Regions from separate parts of the Homo sapiens genome. Here region 2 is linked to region 1. The links are chromatin loops, found by intact Hi-C in ENCODE. Cell type or tissue: OCI-LY7. All regions are shown on one strand. Each heading gives the region's core, and the rest is flanking DNA. Links, peaks and the distances in the headings are about the cores only. Region 1 overlaps ST14 (ST14 transmembrane serine protease matriptase). Region 2 overlaps NFRKB (nuclear factor related to kappaB binding protein).

Region 1 (16,106 bases), core at 10,729-15,728:
TAACAGGCAAATAAAATTATTTTATTGACCTCAAGCTACCTGGATCATTTTAGAATTAAGTTCAGAGAGGAAGAGGGTAAATTTTAAGAAGCACACTCTTTCATTCCAGTGTGTCGAGCATTTTTAACAATTTACCAAATCATTCAAAGTCAGAAAATGTTGGGTTCTTCAGTAGCCTTGACCACAGATGATGTATATAAGTGCAGAATGAAGAATTCAAAACAGATATATCCTTGCCAGCCATGGTGGCCCACACCTGTAATCCCAGCACTTTGGAAGGCTGAGGGAGGAGGATCACTTGAGCCCAGGAGTTCAAGACCAGCCTGGACAACATAGGGAGACGTCTCTACCCAAAAAAAAAAAAAAAAAAAAAAAAAGCTGGGCCTGGTGACACGCACCTGTAGTCCCAGCTACTCAAGAGGCTGAGGTGGGAGAATTGCTTGAACCTGGAAGGTCAAGACCTGCAGTGAGCTGAGATTGCACCACCGCACTCCAGCCTGGGTGACAGAGTGAGAACCTGTCAGTTGGCTTTGCATACTTGCATATAAATTACGTACCAGAAAGATTCCTTTCAGAGAATGATACTAAAAGTAATGACCAAAGATGTGTATCTCAACTGATAGAGCAAAAAAAAAGTTTGGGCTTTTTCTCTTTTGAACAGGAATTTTGGTTCTAAGAACTAAACTGAGAAAGTTAAAATCTACAAACATACCAAAGGTTTAAAGGGGCAGAACTTGCATGTAACAACATCAAACCCCCAAATTTAATGTAATTCTTTTTTGGGGAGTTAACTTCTATACAGATAGAAAAACTAACACAGGGCATATTCAATCTAGAAAGTCAGTCCTCTTGAGCAAATAGATTTATAACTAGGGTTTGAACACCTTTATGGACAAAGGGAAAGCTGTTTTGTTGTTTTCTTAAATTCCAATTCATTTACTTGAATTTTTCTGCAAAATTAAAATTTTTACACCTATCTGTTTTGTAGATGAGAAAGTGGAGCTAGCTTTAGCATCGTTTTGCAAGGCTTCCTCACTTCATCCCATGCCCTTTCTTCCACACCTGCCTAATTTTTCCCATGACTAACATTTCTGGCTGCCTTTGGCTGGAAGTCATTTAGTGAGTGTCTCATTTACCAGAGATCCTGAAAGTTAGGCTCAGTACCCCACACACACCCCTAGTAAAGGGCCAGCTCAAATGACCTGGCCTTTGATGATTCTTGACATCTAGAGACCCTCTGTTGACAAAGTTGCCTTAGGACATAACAAGAAAATATTACACCAAATAAATGTTCTGTAGCCCGTTTTAAATTGGGGCTCAGACAGAAATGCTGACAGTTCAACAACAGTACATATAGTAGGAACTGTGTACCTAACTTTCATCCAGGAACAGAATTCTTTGTTGAGTGCAGATGATTTACAAAATTAGTAAACAGTCCTTTTCTGTTCTTTTTTTTTTGAGGTGGAGTCTCACTGTTGCCCAGCCTGGAGTGCAGTGGTGCGATCTCAGCTCACTGCAACGTCCGCCTCCTGGGTTCAAGCGATTCTCCTGCCTCAGCCTCCCAAGTAGCTGGGACTACAGGCGCCCGCCACCACACCCGGCTAATTTTTTGTATTTTTAGTAGAGATGGTGTTTCACTATGTTAGCCAGGAGAGTCTCCATCTCCTGACCTCGTGATCCACCCACCTCGGCCTCCCAAAGTGCTGGGACTACAGGCGTGAGCCACCGTGCCTAGCCTAACAATCCTTTTCATTTTGTTTTACGGTTTATAAACTGCTAGCACTTTTTAGCTATTTGATCTTGAGAAACCCAGTAAGATAAACAGGAAAAGTACTAACAGATGTGTGATCCACGTAAACGGTGCCCTTCCTGCCCATTACAGGGAGAAAGATCCACTGAGAAATCAGGCCGTGAACAGGGCTGGAGTCTCAAGAGGTATTGACTTGGTGGAGTCTCTGTGGACTCGGCTCTCTCCCAAACACAGTTCCTGGAAGAACAGGAATTGGGGTTCTTTTGTGCATTGGCACTTTGTGAAACCTTTGAGGGAGGGTAATGCTGGAGGGAAATGTGAATTCTCTAGGTGGCTGTGTCTAAATTACCTTAAAGGAGAGCCATTGTAACTTTTTCTTACGGTGTGAAAGGAAGTGCTCGTGACCATTTTCTAAAGATGTGCACTGGTCGATTTTTTCTCATGTGCTGTCATCTATTTAATACCTCCACAGGGTTATCCTTCACAGCCCTGTTGATAACATTTTCCATTATTCATCCCTGCTGCTACTAGCTTCATCCGAGCCTGTGTTGTTTCTGGCCTAATAACAGCACCAGCCTCCTTGCTGCCATTCCCTCCCTTCAGCTGGGCTTCCTTCCAGTCCATCCTTGGCATTGCTACTGCAGTCATCTTTCTAATCAGGCCACTGCCCTGCCGAAAGCCTCCTGCCCCCCACTCCCCCGGAACCCGCCCCTCAGCCCTCACACTCCCCTTCTACCTGCCTCGGTTTGAGGTTGACTCACTCCTGTAGATTCCCACAGTAGATTTTGTTTGCCTTTACCAAACCACTTCTCAGCCACACAGCCTTGCAAAATCTACCTCAGAGGAGTTGTGAGAATCGAGTGAGTTACATGTAAAATGCTTAGAACCATGCCTCGTATGTTGTGACCACTTCAGAAGCCTCATCTGTTGATTACAAGACTGGCATCACGCTCGCGTGTCTCCCTCACCTGACTACATTCTTGAGATCAGGGAATATGCCTTCTATTTGTGTGTCCTCTGTAGTACCTGGTACAGAGAACTCAAAAACTGTCAAAGGAATGATTAAATGTTGCCAAGAAGTGGTCATAAGCTCCATGTACGACAGTGCTTACAGGTACTTACCCGGGAACTTTAGGACAGAATACCTAGAATTATTTTCATCAGACTGCCTGATGATTAGCCTCAACTCTCACTTCAGCAAATGTCTCAGAGTCTCACTCGTTTTTAAATGAGGGTCTGAAATAGGCTGTAGGAGTTATGAATTAATACTAACTTTAATCCTCAGAACAACTGCTATCAGCCTGGCTAGACTTTCCCCGAACTGTTCTTTAGGACACTGGCATCTGCCGTTTTTCTCCCCTTCACCTGGTTTCCTCATCCATTAAGTTCATATTAAGTATCCCTTCTTAAGGAAGCTCTCCCAGAGCCTTTCCTGCTAGGTTGAGACTTTGTATTATGTTCACATAACATCCTGCGCTTCTATTACTAATGTAACTGACTAAACAGCTGGACTAAACCCCATTACATCAAGTTCCACTAGGACAGTGACCGTATCTGTTTCTTGTACCAGGGGGTCCCCAGGCCCAAGGTTGTTTGAATGAATGAAGTCTCTGCCCTTAAGGAACTTATGGAAGTAAGCAGAAGTAAAGAAGAATTACAGAAATACAACTGATAGAAATAACTGATTGCCCTGAGAGAAACACCAAAAAGTATACTTTGGAAATTTGAAGAAGTGGGAGACCTGGCTGGAGGGGTGAGGGAAGGTAGCATGGCAGAGGCACCACTTGAGCTGGGTCTTCCTTGGGAAGAGATGTAGGATTTGTACAGACAAGTGACGGAGAAGGAGATGACTCCGGGAAGCAATACGCAGCCTCAGAGGTTGAGGGAACAGAAGGAGTGTAGCTTGCTGAGCCTTGCAGGATCCCTGAAGGGAAAGAGTGGAAGAAAACCTTGTAAACTAGACTAGCACCAGGTCAGAGAAGGCCTGAAGAACTGCAGCTATATTTGGTAGGAAATCGAGAATCGTCTCACATTTTCGAGCACAGAAACATCAGAGCCCTCTCTAGAAATATTAAAAGCAGATTAAAGGGATGCATACGGACTTAACTGAGACCCCTGAGTTACAACAGAACTTCGGGTAAGAACCCAGAAGAAGGGGATGGGAGTAGGGCTGGAGAGGAAGGGATGTGTGTTCGTGACATCGGGGCTGACGGAGACGTGGTAGGTGGGGAGAGTGGGGAGAGGCGGACCTGATCTTCAGTCCAGGTGTCCTCTGTGCACCGTAGAGAATAGCTGCTGCATTCTAAGCTGTAGCAACACCAAGTGTGTGGCCTTAAACGCTTAGGCAACCTCCCTTTTCTGTTGTTGGTTTCTTTGAGAGGGAACTGTCTGAGAGAAAATGGAGCAAGAATTAGGCCAAGTTCAAGAGTTGGGCTTCAGAATTAGGCTAAAGGAGAGATTCCCCGCGTCGCTAATCCCAGCACTTTGGGAGGCTGAGGTGGGTGGATCACCTGAGGTCAGGACTTTGAGACCAGCCTGGCCAACGTGGTAAAACCCCAACTTTACTAAAAGTACAAAAAAATAGCCGGGCGTGGTGGCGGGCGCCTGTAATCCCACCTACTGGGGAGGCTGAGGCAGGAGAATCGCATGAACCCAGGAGGCGGAGGTTCCAGTGATCCGAGATTGCGCCACTGCACTCCAGCCTGGGCAACAAGAGCAAAACTCTGGCTCAAAAAAAGATGGCTTTTCCTGGACAAAGTCGAAGCTTGTTTCCCCAACACAAGCCAAGGACCCTGTGGCTGTGAGCTAGAGGCAGGTGCTTGCGGCACTTATAGATTTTAATTTTTAAAAGAGCTCATTCTCCATATCCAAATTGTTGGCATCTGTGGGAATTTAAAATGCCATTTAAAAGACCTGTACCTGTCAGATCCCGAGACACGTCTTTCCCACAGAGAGTCTGGCTGACTACACAGCTACTCCTGCGTGTAGGACGCAGAATGCCTATGCGTGCAGATGTGCTTCACGGGCATGTGCCATGTGTTCATTCAGTAGATATGAAATGGCTTTCATAAGAACGTTTAACTGCCCTGGAGAAGGCCTGGGAAGGGGATGAGATTTAAACAGGGGCATTGTGCATTTGCATTGATTCATCCGATAGTACCCGATATGTGCCAGTACGAACCCCGCCCCCGCCACTTGCCTATGAGCATTCCAGTCCCCTACATAGATACAGGCTGTCACACACGGCAGGGATTTCCTTGTGGTCTCAAGAGAAACACTGGCACAGACTAGCTTTGGAGGAAGAGTTAGTTCTAACTTTACGTTGTGCTTTGTAAGTACGCCAATACATGCACATGTATCTACACAGACACACAGACGTGTACAACTTATCTCAATGGAGAGTAGGGAAAACTGAAGGAGAGGCCTCCCCAGTTGAGTAAGAGAGAACCTTTGGACCCCTAGTCCTCCCCATGTCATCGGAATGCTCTGTAACCACCAGTCATGCCCACCCACATGCCTTCTCCCAGACCCTGGTGGGATTGGACAGTAGGGCCCTGTGCCTCCACCCATGAGGTACATGACAACAAGAGCCCTTCCACACACACAAATCGCCGTGCTCCCCGTGGAGCCTGCCGTGGCAGCCAGCCCCTGACTGGCCTCTGTTAACAGGCATCAGGTGTGGAAGGAATTGCCCCAATTTGCTGATTGTCTCTCCACCTGGACCGTTCCAGGCACAGTCATCGGTTTGCCCCACCTCTCGTGTGCATCAGCGCACTTTCCAGTTCCTCTTCCAGAGGAAAGCGTAGGTAGGGAGTGGGGCAGAGGGATGAGCAGAGCCAAGAGCAGGGAAACCACCAAGCAGCTCGGCTCTGCCCAGCAGCCCTCAGTCTCCAGGGGAACCAGCTGCCACCCACACAGCATGCAGCGCCCAAGCTCCAGAACCTCGGAGTGTGGGCCTCGTCCCTGGTTCTCCCCACACGGCATCCCAAGAGGCCACCTGTAGGTGCGGGGAGTGAGCAGCTCTGTAACCTGTGCTCAGAGACACTAAGGTTCGGTGCATGCTTCCCAGAAGTTGTCCACGGTGCCGTTACAAGAATAGCCAGTGTCCAAAACAGAGGAGGCTCACGCATCTTAAGAAGGATGAAAAGCATCTGGGTGGCCATGGCAGGTTCCAGGTCATGTGGATCCAGAGTGACAGGAACATGTGGTAAGAAACACGCTTACCTTTCCAGAGCCAAAAACTCATCCTTCAGTGGCTGAGTGCTGATGAAATGTTTACAAACCACTCAGCCCGTACCCTCTGCCTCTGGAAGGTTCCCTCCTTCCGCCTGTGGTAGACGTGCAGGCAGGAGGGCTCTCGGTGCGTGGGGATGCGAGGCAGGAGCTTGCCATGCGCGTCCCTTCCCCTCCCTGCACCTCGCTGCCCTCCAGGCGTTATTCGGAGGATCCCAGCGGTACTCCTGGTTCCTAGAACAAGGCCTGGCAAACAGACGCCAGTGAGTACCCTCTAGATGAACACATGGGGAGACAGAAGGGTGAAGCTACTGGCCGGGTGCAGTGGCTCACGCCTGTAATCCCAGCACTTTGGGAGGCCAAGGCGGGTGGATCACGAGGTCAGGAGATCGAGACCATCCTGGCTAACACGGTGAAACCCCGTCTCTACTAAAAGTACAAAAAATCAGCCGGGCGTGGTGGCGGGCGCCTGTAGTCCCAGCTACTCGGGAGGCTGAGGCAGGAGAATGGCGTGAACCCGGGAGGCGGAGCTTGTAGTGAGCCAAGATCGCGCCACTGCACTCCAGCCTGGGTGACAGAGAGAGACTCTGTCTCAAAAAAAAAAAAAAAAAAAAAAAAAAAGTGAAGCTACTGGAAATGGGTCCACAGGAATGCAAGTCTGGTAATCAGGTTACAGTTAAACACCCCAAGTACGATATGAGCCTCAATATACTTCCTCCCTCCCTTGGGCATTTTCGGAAATGAAGGAACGCCAATTATGAACTGTTCACAGAGAAGTCCAGCCCTTCACGGCTCGGGGTGCTCCTTGGTGCCCCCGTACCGAAAGTGGTGCGTGCCAGCTCTGCAGGACCTTAGCAAGCCCCACCCCAAGTCTTCATCCACTTCCCTAGGCCTTAATATGAACATAGCAGGTTAGCAGCATTATTTAACCTTGGAGAAGAAAAGCTTTATAGATGTGAAGGCTTCCAGGTACATTAAATAAGAAATCCAAGCTCTGGCAGAGGTGATCTGAGGAGCATCTCTATACCCCTGAGAAGACAGCAAAGAGAGGACTTGGTTCCCCATAGTAGTGACCATGTTCCCAAATTCCCTTGGCCTCCCATAAACCTGCTCCAACCCGGGAATGTGCCAGGGACTCCTGTGTGGCTCCAGCCCTTACCACTCTCCAAGGTCACAGAAGTGAGGCCTGCTCCATGTGTGCAGAGATGGACCGTTTTGGTCAAGTGTTCAGGAAACGCTTGTGGGACTTTAGGTGTCTGCCAGCCTCTCCAAGACACAGTGAGTTCCCCACTGTATGCCCAAAACACCCGGGGTGAGGGTCAGGGCACAGGAAGGTAGCCCGGCCAGCCCCTGGAACGCCACCTTCACAGCGGTGTCCAAATCTGAGGCCTCCAGGCCTGATGTTTCTACTCATGGAAACACAGGTGTTCGACGTCTATGCTTCACCAAGACGCACCATAAACCGTGTGGGCAGGGGCTTGTGGAGAGAGGTGGGCTGCCCAAAGCTGCCTTCTGAACCACACATCCATCCTGCCCTGCTGCCCAGCTGGCCCCGCTGAAACACACTGTGCGTTCCCTGCTGCCCTCACTGCAGTGAGTCCCAGGGCGGACACTGAACCAGGCCCAAATCATCTTTACTGAACCCAAACTTACAAAACATTATTTTAAAAACTAAACCAGGCTGGGCGTGGTGGCTCACGCCTGTAATCTCAGCACTTTGGGAGGCCAAGGCGGGTGGATCACCTGAGGTCAGGAGTTTGAGACCAGCCTGGCCAACATGGCGAAACCCTATCTCTCATAAAAATACAAAAATTAGCCAGGCATGGTAGCAGGCACCTGTGATCCCAGCTACTCGAGAGGCTGAGGTGAGAGAATCACTTGAACTGGGGAGGCAGAGGTTGCATTGAGTCAAGATCACGCCATTGCACTCCAGCCTGGGCAACAGAGCAAGACTCCATCTCAGAAAAGAAAAAAAAAAAATTAAATGTCTTTTGTTTAAAATAAATACCCAACAAAATAGTTCAAGCTGTGAACCACTCATTCGTTTTTCAGAAGCCTTTGAATTAGAACAAAATGGAATTATATTTTCAGCTTGGGTCTTGCTACATGTCCCCAGGTCCCAGTGAAAATCCTTGTTACTGATGATGCAGGAATATTTCTGTGCCCCCCACACAGGTCCAGTTTGTGGGTCTTCTTTGGGACTGGAAAATCTGGGCACAGGGGCCGGCCCTGCAGAATCTCTCTCCAGCCCTTCCCCTCTAGGCTCCAGTCCGAGGCCCGCCCCATCACCCCTGGCCTCTGTTCCCTTTGCTTAAGCTTCCCGCAAGGCCAAGCAGCCTTCAGCAGAACTGAACTGCTCAGGGAGGAAGACGAGGGTCACAGGCTGATCCTCCTGAATCAGAGGACAGAACATGTTGTTCTAGTGCCCACGGCCAAGACCTCAAGGAAACATATTCTCCCTCCAGTCCACACTGCCCCAGGCAGAGGAGTAAGACGAAGCAGATGGTTTGGCCCCTTAGAGAGGGAAATGCCCAGGGGCTGCTGGGGGTGGCCAAGGAAAGAAAGGACATGGGGAAGATTTTGAAATGCTAATGGAGCCGGGTTGGAGTCCTGCCAGCGAAAGTCTGTTTTGGCCTTTTCCACGTGTGCCTAAGCCAGTGAGTTTATGACCTGGCGAGAGAGGTCCTGGCTCCAGCACCTAAAGCCCCAGGTGGAGCATGCATTGGCTGCAGGAGGCTGTGCGGGTGGACCCAGTGGCCCAGGTGCACCCTTCTCTTCCCCTACTGAGGAACCGTGAGCAGCAGGCTCTCTATCTGCACGGCCACAGCGTCCTCTCCTATAACTGGGAATGACAGAACCCACTCCCGAGGACTGTGATGACGCTGAAGTGAGAGGTGAAGTGAGAGGATGCATCCACGCCGCCAGAGTCCCTGACACTTCTTTGACATACAGATTGGAGCAGTCACTCTTCCAGGGCCTCTCCAGCTCTCACATCCAGCGCAGGGGACAGGAAGAGGCCGCTTGGCATCCCACTTGGCAAGGTCAGGGGCACAAAGACGGGGTGGAAGCACAGTGGGGTCCCAGGCTGGACGGGCCTGTCCGTGCTCCCACATTAGGACGGATTAAAATGCCTCGTGGGCATCTGGCGTAGGTCACCTTGAATTTCAGGTTCTTTCCAACCGTGAGGTTCCAGTTCTGAAAGGATGTCCCTCAGGCAGCTGCTTTCCTGGGAAACAGCAACTCCACTGAGCCTTGGAGGGTCATAAAGGTCCCCGCACACACCCCAGAAGGCCCCAGAGAGGCACCTTTCCTGTGCTCGGCTCAGGCTGGTCGGCCAGACCCCGTGACCTGACCCTGCCAGGAATGTGACCTGTCTGCCCGCCCAGACGTGCCCAGGACCTTGTTTCCCAAGTGTCTGCCTCATCTGGGGGCCCGATGCCCCCAGCCTACACCGGGTGCCCTTTCCGCAGTCACAGATGCCTGATTTGTTGAATTAATGAGCGGCTGCTTCTCTCATCCTTTCCCTTGGCTCATTCAAGTAAGCTTGTTACCCATTCTTTTGCAACAGAGTCACATGTGTCAAACAGATTTCATTTTTTTCCTAGTTTATGCCTATACATTTCTTCTGTCCTATTTGTCTTCATTGGGATTTGGATGGGAATTGGATTATGAGCTGCAAAGAGGTGTCAGATACCCAGTGTATTCTGGGAGCTGTCCTCCGAATGTCCTTCTGCATGAAGACTGAGATCTTCTCCACCCTTCCTGGGTGGGCCTGGTCCCTCGACCCCCTCCCTCACACTGCAACCTCAGAGCTCTGTGGAAAAAGCACACAGGCTGAGGGTGGTAGAATTTCCCTGTTGAGCTCTTTCCCTATTGAGTTAAACGAGACCATATGAAGTTCCAGAGGGTCTGGCGCAGAGGCTGGGTTATTCTTGATCCAGGGGTGTGGGCAGGGGAACAGTGATAACCTCCAAGGTGAAAGCAGCGCGTCGGGGAGGGAGCCTGCAGCCAAGCCAAGGGCAAGGGAGAGCTAAGTTTCCATCCTAGGAAAACACACACATCCCTCCCGCTGGAAGGTGCTGAGACTATGGAATAAACAGACAATGGAGCTGAGTCCCACCCATACCCGCAAGCAGCTCTGGACAGTGGCTTTTTAGGAAACGATGGGAGTGAGTGGAAAGGGTAGAATGAACACATGGTCTCCGAGTTGCAGGCACAGGACAGTGGAACTTGGGAGGAGACATTCCTCTGGAGGAGAAAAGGAGAGAAATAGGAAAAGGATAGTCAAGCCCGCTGAAATCCTAAGAGGATCTCTTTATCAAAATATAGTGTCCTCGCTGTAGGCATATCAGGTCACAGAAGCAATTCGTGTCATATACGCATCAGCTTGCAGGGCAGGGAACAGCCTGCATGGGAAGGTGTCTATACACAGGCTTCTCCTTGGTGGCCAGCCAAGCCCTGGCGTAGAGCCAGGCTAGCCCCTCTGCAGGCACCTCCTGGCTGTGGGTTGCACCTGTGCCCCCTACACCCCTAATGGATGCCCACCCTGATGTCTTCCCCCATTGTCAACGCTGTGCTGGTCATCTCATGGGACAGCAGCTTGAACCATCTTCTAGGCAGTCCCAAGATATGAAACCAGGGGAGAAATACTCCCATTCCTTCTTTGGGGTTTGGTCTCATCATTCTTAGTGGTGTTTGGGGCCTTTCCAAGTTCCGTTCCTGATTGTCACCCTGAGGAATGGCCCGGTGGCCTGGCCTGAGATAGCTGTTGTCCTCACCTCCTTCAACCAACACTCTACTCCCTTCCCTGTCCCCATCAACCATCCTCACTGAGCAAATTGAGGTGGCATCGTGGCTAATGAAAATCACCTTCCGTCTGGCTGAGTGGACTCCAGGAACCCAAGAAGCAATGCCATCGAGGGTGGCAATGCAGATGGAAGACAAGTGCATGACCAGCCTAGAGCAAACCCCTAGCCTGGAAAATGGGTCTTCTGGCAGGAACATCTCACAACCTGAAGGTCTCTGGAAGGTTTGTCAGGATTCCCAAAAGAAAGAGGACTCATTGGAGGACAATTCCCAAATGCTGATCCACACATATTTGCTGCTGAGACAGTTTCAAGTGTTTGCACAAAAATTAAAGCATTTAAAATACTTTTTTTTCCTTTTTTGAGACAGGGTCTCACTGTTTGCCCAGGCTGGAGTGCAGGAGTGGCGCAATCTCAGCTCCCTGCAGCCTCAACCTCCTGGGTTCAGGTGATTCTCCCACCTCAGTCTCCCAAGTGGCTGGGATTACAGGAGCCCGCCACCATGCCTGGCTAATTTTTTGCATTTTTACCGGACAGGTAAAAATGTCTATGTTGCCCAGGTCTGGTCTCGAACTTCTAGACTCAAACAATCCACCTGCCTCGGCCTCGCAGAGTGCTGGTATTACAGGCATGAGCCACCGTGCCTGGCAATACAAGACTGTCTTTTATACCAACAGTATGACCTACCTGCAGTTAGCATGTTAAGATCTCCTTTCTTTATGAAATGCTGGTGACAGTATGCTACTGATATATAGTACACGGTGTGGATGTGTATGATAGAGCACAGTGCTGATATGTATGTGATAGATAGATGTATATATGCGTGATATAGATGGATATGATAGAGCACAGTGCTGGCTCTGGAGCCAAATCACTGACATTCAATACCATATTTCCTGAGTGTGGGGCCTTTGGGCAGGTTATTCAGATTTTTGGTGCCTTGGTGTTCTATCTATAAAGTGGGAAAGACCATGGGGCTGTGTGAGGTTGAAATGAAATACGACTCAGAAAGCCCTTAGAGCACTCGGGAGGCGATCTTCATAAGCGCTGGATGTGCTGGACCGTGTTTCTCCTTTCAGCTCACTGCTCCAAGAAATTCAAGTATCTGAGAATCACTGGCTGAAGATCCAATTTTCCTCACCTGTGATTGCAGGTGAGCAACACACACAAATACACACATGCACGCACACACACCACACACACACGCACATACACTATGCACACACACACCCCTAACGTGCAGTTGCAGGTGGGCAACACATGCACGCATGTGCACACACACACCACACATACACACATGCACGCACATACATGCATGCACGCACACGTGCACACACGCGCCTACACCCACATACACACATACATGCACACACATACACACATACATGCACACACATACACACACACGCCTCAAACCTGCAAAACTGATGAAAAGTGAAAAGCAATGTTTGGTCACAGGCACCTAACTTTGGGTCTGTAGGCCCCTCAGGTGCTCCTGGGGAGGGAGACGGCGTCTGGTGTAGCAGCCAGGTCATGTTCTTGTGGCACATTCTAATCCGTCTATTCCAGGACTGCACAATCCCCAACACACACACACACGCGCACACACACGCAAGCACACGCACGCACGTACACACCCCTCTGCCCCCAGAATACCTGTGTACATGTGTATGGACAGACATGCCCACGTGTGGTAAATGGCCCTGCACAGTTGTCTCTGGGGCCGGTTGTGTCTCATGGGATAAAGTTCCACTTAGAGATGGCACCACCTTGGTGGCCATCCACAGGTCACCACTCTGTCCTCAATCTCAAAAGCCATCTTTAGAGCCTGCCCTGAGAATGTGTCCTCCAGGCCCCAATGCCAGAGAGCCAGCAGGTCCTGGCTACAGACTGGAGGTGGGGGCACTAAAGGGGCTGAAGGGCTGGCCAGGAAAGGCTTCAGGCTGGGGGCCTCTTCCATGCTCACCCTGAGCCAGGCACCGATTTCACTACCTGAAAGGTGACTGGGAAGCAGCAGAAGGCAGCCGCCAACAACAGACGGCCCCGGACACCCCGCCCCACCCGTGAGCGCCCACGCCCTGGAACGGCGCAACATCGCCACCGTGTGGCCGTCGACCTGAACAACAGCTTCTCAGCCCCTGGGGTCCGTAGCGCTAGGTCTCTGGAGACCTCCAAACTGGGCCCAGGATTTTAAACATTTCCTTTTCCATAAAGTCCTTCCTAATCCAAATTTCACTGTGATTCCTGCAGACTCTAGGTCTGAGTAGGACTCGCCATGGCTGCAATAAGCAGGAGTCGGGTTAAATTTTCATTAAATTTACATGGTTATGATTCCTAGCTAAAACAATGGCGATACAAGGTAGTTTAGGGGGATCAGAGAGTTGGATCATCTTGAGATCTCAGCAACGAAAGCAGCTAGTCAGTAGGGGAAAGCCTCTGCGGGGCTGCACTGAGCTTGTGGGAGCGCAGCAGCAGCCCTGCACTCTTCCCCTGTGAGGCCAGCTTGCTGTGCAGGGCACCTGTGCACGTGGGGCCCTCAGCCTGGCCCTCCCACCTCCTCCTCTAACCCTTCAGACCTCTGCTGTGGCCTTCACCTGGGTGAAGGAAAGGCTGGTCAGCACAGACCTACGCAGGCCTCTGGCCTCTCCCAGCTGCTGCAGGTCTGGACTGCCATCCTCAGCAAGGAGGAATGGCTCTAGCCTGCTGGTATTCCCACCCTGTCAGCTCAGGCTCTTGGACCAGAGACTTCTGCCTTCGTGAGAGCTATCGGCGCGGGGCCTGCGTGATGTGTCTGGCCTCTGGCGAGTTAGGGAGTCTCAGCCTGATCTTCTGAACTCCAGCCAGAAGTAACACAGGATTTGGCCCCATAATCTTTTTAAAGGCACTGACACATGATTGATTTTCCAGGGCTCAAATGCTTCTCGACATTCAGGCAGGCTTCCAGGATCCCCCAAGGACCAAGGATGTCCTGCAAACTGCGGCTCTGGGCATCTGATGGAGCACCTGGTGATGCTGCTGCTCCGTGGCACTTGGAATGGCATGACCCACTGCTAAAACGGTGCTCTCCAACCTCACAGGAACGCTTCTTAGAGCACAGGCCACTGGCCCCACCCAGCGGGCCCACCAGTTTCTGTTCAGGAGGTCTGGATGAAGCATGAGACTCTGCACCTATGAGTCCCAGGAGATCTCGATATTCCTGCCCAGGGACCTCCCGAGAGAAACACTGCCACAGACGACACGCCTTGTCCCACTCAGACCTCCCGCAGAGAGTCCCGGAAAGGGTGGGATGACCCTGAAGGCTAGCCATCTGTGTTTTCACCTGCTCCCCGGGTGGGAATCTGACCGGGGGGAGTGAGCAGTCCAGAACACTGTCAAGCCACAATGGAGCTGAGGGTGGTGCAGTGGCACGGGCTGGGCTGGCCTCCCTGAATCCCACTGCATGGATGACCATGTCTACACCCCGGCCAAGCCCCGGCTGCCAGGCTCACGCACACTTAGGAACCAGACCACACACAGGCCTCGTGAAACCTCTCCATTTAACATAGACCATTCCCTCAGCGCCTGCACTGGGCACTTCTGTCCGATGCGATCAGGTGGGAATGACCATGTCAGGGCAGAAAAGGAATGACATTTACAACACGCACAGGAGTCCTTCAGCATCATCCTCATTCTACTTCCCACGCCTTGGTAAGAACAGATGTTCTTTCCCTCCCCAGGGAGGAAAATGCGACAGATTCTCGCACAGGTTCTAGGCAACACTCCCTCCCTCAAAGAGGTAAAACACTCAGGCTAAAATGAAAGAGGCTCTGCAAACCCCACCTCCCCCGAGAAGCCTTGCAGTGTTGCTCCAATCAGACTATATTTCCTCCTTTTTGTTTCCATAACTCATGGCAGGCAAAAAACCATTCATTGAACAAACACATATCAGCATGTTCTAAGACAAGCCTGAGCTGGGGACATAGCGGTGAGCCAAGGCTACCTTCTGCCCTCCTGACACTGGCCATGTCATTTCTCTCCCCAGGTCCTCTTCCCTGCCCCAAGCCCATGTGGCGCATCAGCATACAAGAAGCCCTCAAATGTTCCCCCAAAAGCTCCCTAAGCCTTCCCCAGATTGTTGACATTGTCCCTTCAGGCCACCAAGCAAGAAGAGAGGAAATATTTTAAATTATTAAGTAAAAATCTAGGGAGGCTGGGGGTGGTGGCTCAGCACGAGCCCAACACGGGAAGATGACTTGAGCCCAGGAGTTCGAGACCAGCCTGGGAAACATAGTGAGACCCTGTCTGTACAAAAAAAAAAAAACAACTTAGCCAGGTGTGGTGGTGGGCACCTCTAGTCCCAGCTGCTCAGGAGGCTGAGGCAGGAGGATAGCTTGAGCCCAGGAGACTGAGGCTGCAATGAACTGTGATCATGTCACTGCATTCCAGCCTGGGTGACAGAGCAAGACCCTGACTCAAAAAAAAAAAAAAAAGAAAAAAGAAAAAATCAAGGGGGATGGCACGGGAGGTGTGGGTGCCCTTCAGCCAGGCAGCACCCCTCCTCCAAGGCCTTGGGACCCATCTGCTCAGCCTTCACTAGAGAGACAGCCAGGTCTTCATGCCCAGACTCACATCTGTCCCCGTGAGTGTGTGCGCTCACAGGGCCACCTCCCCACCAAACACGAAGCCACGCTTCCGCCCATCTTCCTCTGACAAAGCTCCTCCCTCTCCTAGGTTGGACCCAGGCCTGGGCACCAGTGCACCCCCCAACATTCGTCTCCCCACCTCGCCAACCCGCATTTCCCTCCTACCAGGGCACCAGGCCCCTGGTCTTGGAAGCTACAGGTCAGAGCAAAACCAGCCCCTTGCTGGCCTAGAGAAGGCAACGGCACTGTGGGCCCCACCCAGCCTGACTCCAGGGTCTGTGCTGAGGGGAATGTACATCCAATTTCTTGCAAATCGAGTAGGAAAAAGGAGGAAGGAGGGCGCAACTCCAGTAGGAAAAGAAACTTACCTAAAAAGAAATAAAATGTTTTACTCATTTACACAAATACACACACTGAAGTCCACCCTGGGAGCTGGTAAAACAATTTCAGTCTCAGACCCGTCTGTTTTCCAGGGTCCTCCGAGCCTGGGCTTCCTCAAGAGCGTGGCCCAAGGGCCCCACAGCCCAGATCCGGCAGCCCCACCACCTTCACTGAGGAGGCCCCGAAGCTCCGTTCCCGCTGCTCCTTAGAGACAGGGGAGGCAGATATGCACAAACGCGCCTCGGCCCAGCTTGGGGCTGGCGGGGGAGGCTGTGTCTTCAAACCTTTGCCCCCAGTTGGGTCAGTAGAACCACC
Region 2 (5,000 bases), core at 1-5,000, 330 kb after region 1:
TTTGGAACAGGAAGCAAAGATGGTTAAGAACTTTAAGTGTGTTTTAGGACCAGCTGAGTCACAGAAGTCATATATTACCAACGTATGGAAAAGTGGAAGTGTCGATCCTGTGACTTTAAAGATTTTTGGTACTTGTAGTTCACAGGTGTCAGAAGGGAAACTCAGAAATATCTTACTTTTGAAAGTGACCAGAAAGATGTAAATTGGAGAATCATGATAGTGAATATGGTTTGGTTTGTTTTCTCAGATAAAGTAGAACTGGGGGACAGTGACCTGAAGATAATGTTAAAGAAGCACCACGAGAAGCGGAAACATCAGCCAGTAAGATGGGAAGGGCGTGCGGCCGTGTGGTTTTCAGCCTGATGTCTCAGGATTGGCTGTCCTGAGGAAGACACGGGGCATCACTGCCTCGTCTGTATGTCCTCCCTACCACTGTGGGCACAGGAGCAGCTGGCGAGGCTAGCTAGCATCAACGATGTGAGGCACGGTGGCTTTGACTTCGCAGGGCCTGCTGAATGTAGTGTCTGCCTTAATCGTTACAGTGACACTGTCGAGTATAGGAATCGTCTCCACCTCAGCAGTGCTCAAGAGGTTAGGGAGCTTGTCCTTGGTCCTATAGCCAGGAAGCAGCAGAGCCAGGAGTTGGGCCCTGGGTTTGTCCCACTTTTTACTGTTTCCATTATTCCATGCTACCAAGTTGAGGTAGCTAGCACCAAGCCAGAGAGTTCAGTGGAGAAAAGATGATACCTTTTTGGGAAGAAAAGACAGTCCTTCTAAGACTAGGAGGTGAGATGGGAAGAACCCCACATCAGAAGTCAGTACTGAGTTCTCTCTCTTTTCTAGTTACTGTGATACTTCTCTAAAGCCCATTTCCAGACTCTGTAAAACATAGTAATACTTAACAAGACTGTTTGCAAAGCACATGAGACAAGGAATGCAGAAGAGCTTTATAATTAAATGCTGTACGGTAGAAAGATTGGAACTGGGTTCTGTGCAGCAGTATCAAGTTAATTAAATGGGGATATGATAGGGAAAAAATGAATAGTTTTATCTCTCTATATTTTTGACTCAATGTGATTTCCCCAAGTGTACCTAACATCTAATTGTTACATAAATTGGCAAAGTCACCTCAGTTTTTGCTCCTTTTTGGGCCTCCATGACCAAATTCTGGATATCACATCTAGGATCACCCGGACCTTTTGACAGGGGACCTGACTCTCAATGACATCATGACTCGAGTAAATGCTGGCAGGAAGGGCTCTCTGGCAGGTAAATGACTGGGCCCCTCTAGGAGCCTTCATCTGACTATGGTGTTAAGTTGCGTGAGCCCATAACATGGCAAAAATAAATGAAACCATGGCCTCTCTCATGCTGGTAACCTTTATTATTACCTCTTACAGGCTAACAGGTGGGAAATGAATGTAAAATCAGTACAACAGAGCATCAGCTCTTTAATAAATATTAAAATTAAGCTGTATACTTGGGAGGCTGAGGTGGGAGAATCGCTTGAACCGGGGAGATTGAGGCTGTAGTGAGCTATGATCGCACCACTGCACTCCAGCTTGGGCAACAGAGTGAGATCCTGTCTCAAAAAAAAATAAAGCTATAAATCACTCAATGAATTTGGTTTCATTGAGTGTTTTATTACTGAGACTTTTCTGTCTTTGGTGGGCCTTGGGAAAAGAATATGCAGATAAGACCCCTCACTTCCCTGTGTAGGAGATACATTTCTGTGACTGGTGTTACTTTGCCTTTCTAGCCTTATATGACTTGGCTGTCCTTAAAAAAAAGGTTAAGGAAAAAGAGGAAAAGAAGAAGAAGAAAATAAAAACGATCAAATCAGAGGCAGAGGACCTGGCCGAGCCGCTAAGCAGTACTGAAGGGGTCGCACCTCTCTCACAGGCCCCCTCTCCGCTGGCAATTCCTGCTATCAAGGAAGAGTAAGTGAGCAACAGAGATTCTGTAATTCTCAGGGTGAATGGGTAAGCCATAGGCTGTGCCCTGGCCCCTAGGGCTTGTCGTAGCTGTAAGTATGTTGGACTTGTAGACCTGAAGTCCCAGGGATACTGCTGGGAAAATATATTGTTTGCTCCTTTCTTGAACTCTTTTATGACTGCTAGGAGGCTTGGGCGCCTGAATCAATCTAGGGATGTGTTCTTGGTCTTTTTGGTTCTTATATTTTTCTTCCCTCATTAGGCCCCTTGAAGACCTCAAGCCTTGCCTTGGAATCAATGAAATATCTTCCAGCTTCTTCTCTCTTCTATTAGAGATCTTGCTGCTGGAGAGTCAGGCTAGCCTTCCTATGGTAAGCGTTTTGGAAAAGTTGGAGGTACATTAGAGTTTTCAAAGTGTTCAAATCCTGAATGGTCTATAGCTTGAGAAGTGGAACTCTGAGTTCCTCTCAACGCTCTGTAGTTAACTTGCTTTGTGATTCGGACAAACACCGGATGCATATACTGCAGGTTGTGGTGGCACTTGTGTGGAATTGCTGGTGTGGAAGAGAAGTCTGACTGGGTTCTGCCTTTGCTTTCCCTCAGCTAGAGGAGCGAGTTTTGGATTGGCAGTCATCGCCAGCCAGCTCCCTCAACAGCTGGTTCTCTGCGGCCCCCAACTGGGCTGAGTTGGTACTACCAGCCCTGCAGTATCTTGCTGGAGAAAGTCGAGGTAAGATGCTCTTTTTTGTAGGGTCAGTATTTTTCCCCCTTTTGTCTAATTAATTATTAGAATAAACTGCAGCTTTGCTCGTGTAATCCATCATGCCTTTGCATAATGCTATGCCTTGAAGGTTCCTGCTTTTCTAATACATTGTGGAACACTCAAAAGCTGTTTCGGAGCTCAGGGACGCACCTGTATGGTTTGTTTATGTGGTCCATTTCTTGCAGCTGTTCCTTCCAGTTTCTCTCCATTTGTTGAATTCAAAGAGAAAACCCAGCAGTGGAAGTTGCTTGGTAAGTGATCCGTATTACCTACCCCAACAGGTTTTCGTTCTCCCATTTCTTCCCCTAAGTTTATTTGCCTTCCAGTCAATATAGTCCTGCAGATTGGTTTTAAAAAGCAATATCAGACCTTATTTTGCTCTGTGAAGGAGTCCTTCAACACCCTTTTTGTACTCTCAAGGTGGGTTAACTAACTCCTCTGGTTGGACCAAAGCTGAGATGGAAGGAATAGCCTTTCTGTATGATGTAGTCTGGTGATGGCTAAATTTAAATCTGCAAGGGTATTTTGCAAGAGCATCGACATTTATATTAATCATACAGATGACTTTGGATTAATTTGTAATATAAATTTTTTCTTTCCTAAAAATGGGCTTTGCTATTGAGGAGAGTGTGCAGCAGCCCCGAATAAGTTGTTTCTAAAGAACAGGGTTGTTATTTTTAAGTTTATAAAGCCCACTTAGTGTGTAAGTTGTCATAACATGCATCTGAAGTCACTTGGAGGCTGTTACCTGGTGATGGTGAAAAGAGAGAAATCCAGTGTTGGTTTCTTCTTGAAATTCACAGGCACTTCTCTGTGCTGAGTGGTCTGTGGAGAAGCGTATGGAGAGCAGGTTATGAAAACGGTAGACTCATTCATTCGTTATTTATTACATTTATTCAGCTTCTGGGTGTCAGGCACTGTTAGGTGCTGGGGGACACAATGGCTTCTGAGACAGTGTGCTCCTCTCGTAGGGCCTAAGGTCTGTTTGGGGAAGAAATACTTACTTAGATTTAATGACAAAATGATCCTTTCTGTGAAGGAAAAGTACCAGAGAGGATGGGGGTTTATGATAATAGGAATTGATGTAGTTTGCAGAGTTTGGAGGACCTTCCTGAGGAAGCAGCATCTGAGCAGAGGTGTATGATGAATAGCACTGAGCCAGACAGGCAGAGGGGAGGCAGCAGCATTTGAGATGGAGGAGGTAGAACCTTTCCATGGGGAAGATTTGATCTAAAACAGCCACACAACCCACGGGCTGTGAGAGCTGACGGTAATTTAGACACAGGGAGAGAGGATGGATACGTTTGAGAAAGACTTAGGTGGGCTTGGTTATGGCTTGGCTGTGGGGAATGAAGGAGAATGGTGTGAGGCATGGCTCCTGTTAGATTTGCAGCTGGTGGAGGAAGGTGTTGTTTGTGCAGGTAGCAGCTGTGGAGGACTGGACTTGGAGGGTGGAGATCCCGAGTTTAGTTTTTAAAATTTATTTATTTATTCATTTATTTTTTGAGACAGAGTCTTGCTCTGTCCCCAGGCTGGAGTACAGTGGCACGATCTTGGCTCACTGCAACATCTGCCTCCCGGGCTCAAGCAATTCTCCTGCCTCCTCCTACTCCTGAGTAGCTGGGACCACAGGCGTACGCAACCATGCCTGGCTGTTTTTTGTATCTTTAGTAGAGACAAGGTTTCCCCATGTTGTCCAGGCTAGTCTTGAACTCCTGAGCCCAGGTGATCCACCTGCTTTGGCCTCCCAAAGTGCTGGATTACAGGTGTGAGCCACTGCACCCAGCCTGACTTTAGTTTTAGAGCTGCATTTGAGGTATTTCAGTGGAGTTGTTGAATAGACAGTAGGATGTGTGGGTTTAGAATTCAGACCAGAGAGTTTAAGGGGGAGAGTGTTGGCATGTGTGTGGTGCAGGGCACAGATGATGCTGTTACCTGAGGAGGAAGCACAGAGTGAGGAGAGAGGGCCGAGGAGGGCTCTTCACGGCAGAGGGGCTGAGTGACAGCATGAGAGTGCGGGGGCAGGGGTTGACTATAGAGATGGGGAAAGCCTGGAGCAGGGTTTTCCTGAGTCTTGGGAGCCAGGAGACCGGATCGCCTGAGAAGTGGGGAGTGGTCATTTGCCTCCATAGTTCCTAAAAGATTCAGTAAGATAAAGACTAAAGATTTGCAAACATGGAGGAAGTTGTGAATTTTTCAGTGAGCGTGATTCTCTAGTGGAACGGTGGAGGCGAAGCCACCGTGAGCTGAAGGTGATGATGGTAGCTGACTGCAAGCACTCCCCCCATCTGTCAGGCTGCAGT

Evidence for each region. Peaks named below come from ENCODE experiments on the same cell type or tissue, not always from the same donor. Only the 100,000 strongest peaks of a DNase experiment are listed, where the experiment ranks them.
Region 2: a loop joins it to region 1, with 6 times the contacts of the local background. A loop is called at or near these places in 2 of 110 quality-filtered maps.

What each region holds. Positions count from the first base shown.
Region 1 is chr11:130,210,036-130,226,141 of GRCh38, reverse strand. ST14 (ST14 transmembrane serine protease matriptase) reads right to left here. Exons shown (of 19, transcript NM_021978.4): 19 at 15,780-16,106. Among named protein-coding and RNA genes, the nearest start is that of ST14, 58 kb to the right of the region's middle. RefSeq lists an enhancer at 16,033-16,106. In OCI-LY7, for the core only: CTCF peaks have their summits at 12,697 and 12,908 (motif pointing left); a DNase peak (open chromatin) is centred at 12,861; H3K27ac peaks cover 596 bases.
Region 2 is chr11:129,879,391-129,884,390 of GRCh38, reverse strand. It overlaps NFRKB (nuclear factor related to kappaB binding protein), which reads left to right. Exons shown (of 27, transcript NM_001143835.2): 8 at 248-321; 9 at 1,185-1,269; 10 at 1,760-1,940; 11 at 2,197-2,305; 12 at 2,538-2,664; 13 at 2,883-2,948. Among named protein-coding and RNA genes, the nearest start is that of NFRKB, 14 kb to the left of the region's middle. RefSeq lists a silencer at 2,443-2,737. In OCI-LY7, for the core only: CTCF peaks have their summits at 2,429 and 2,630; a DNase peak (open chromatin) is centred at 2,590.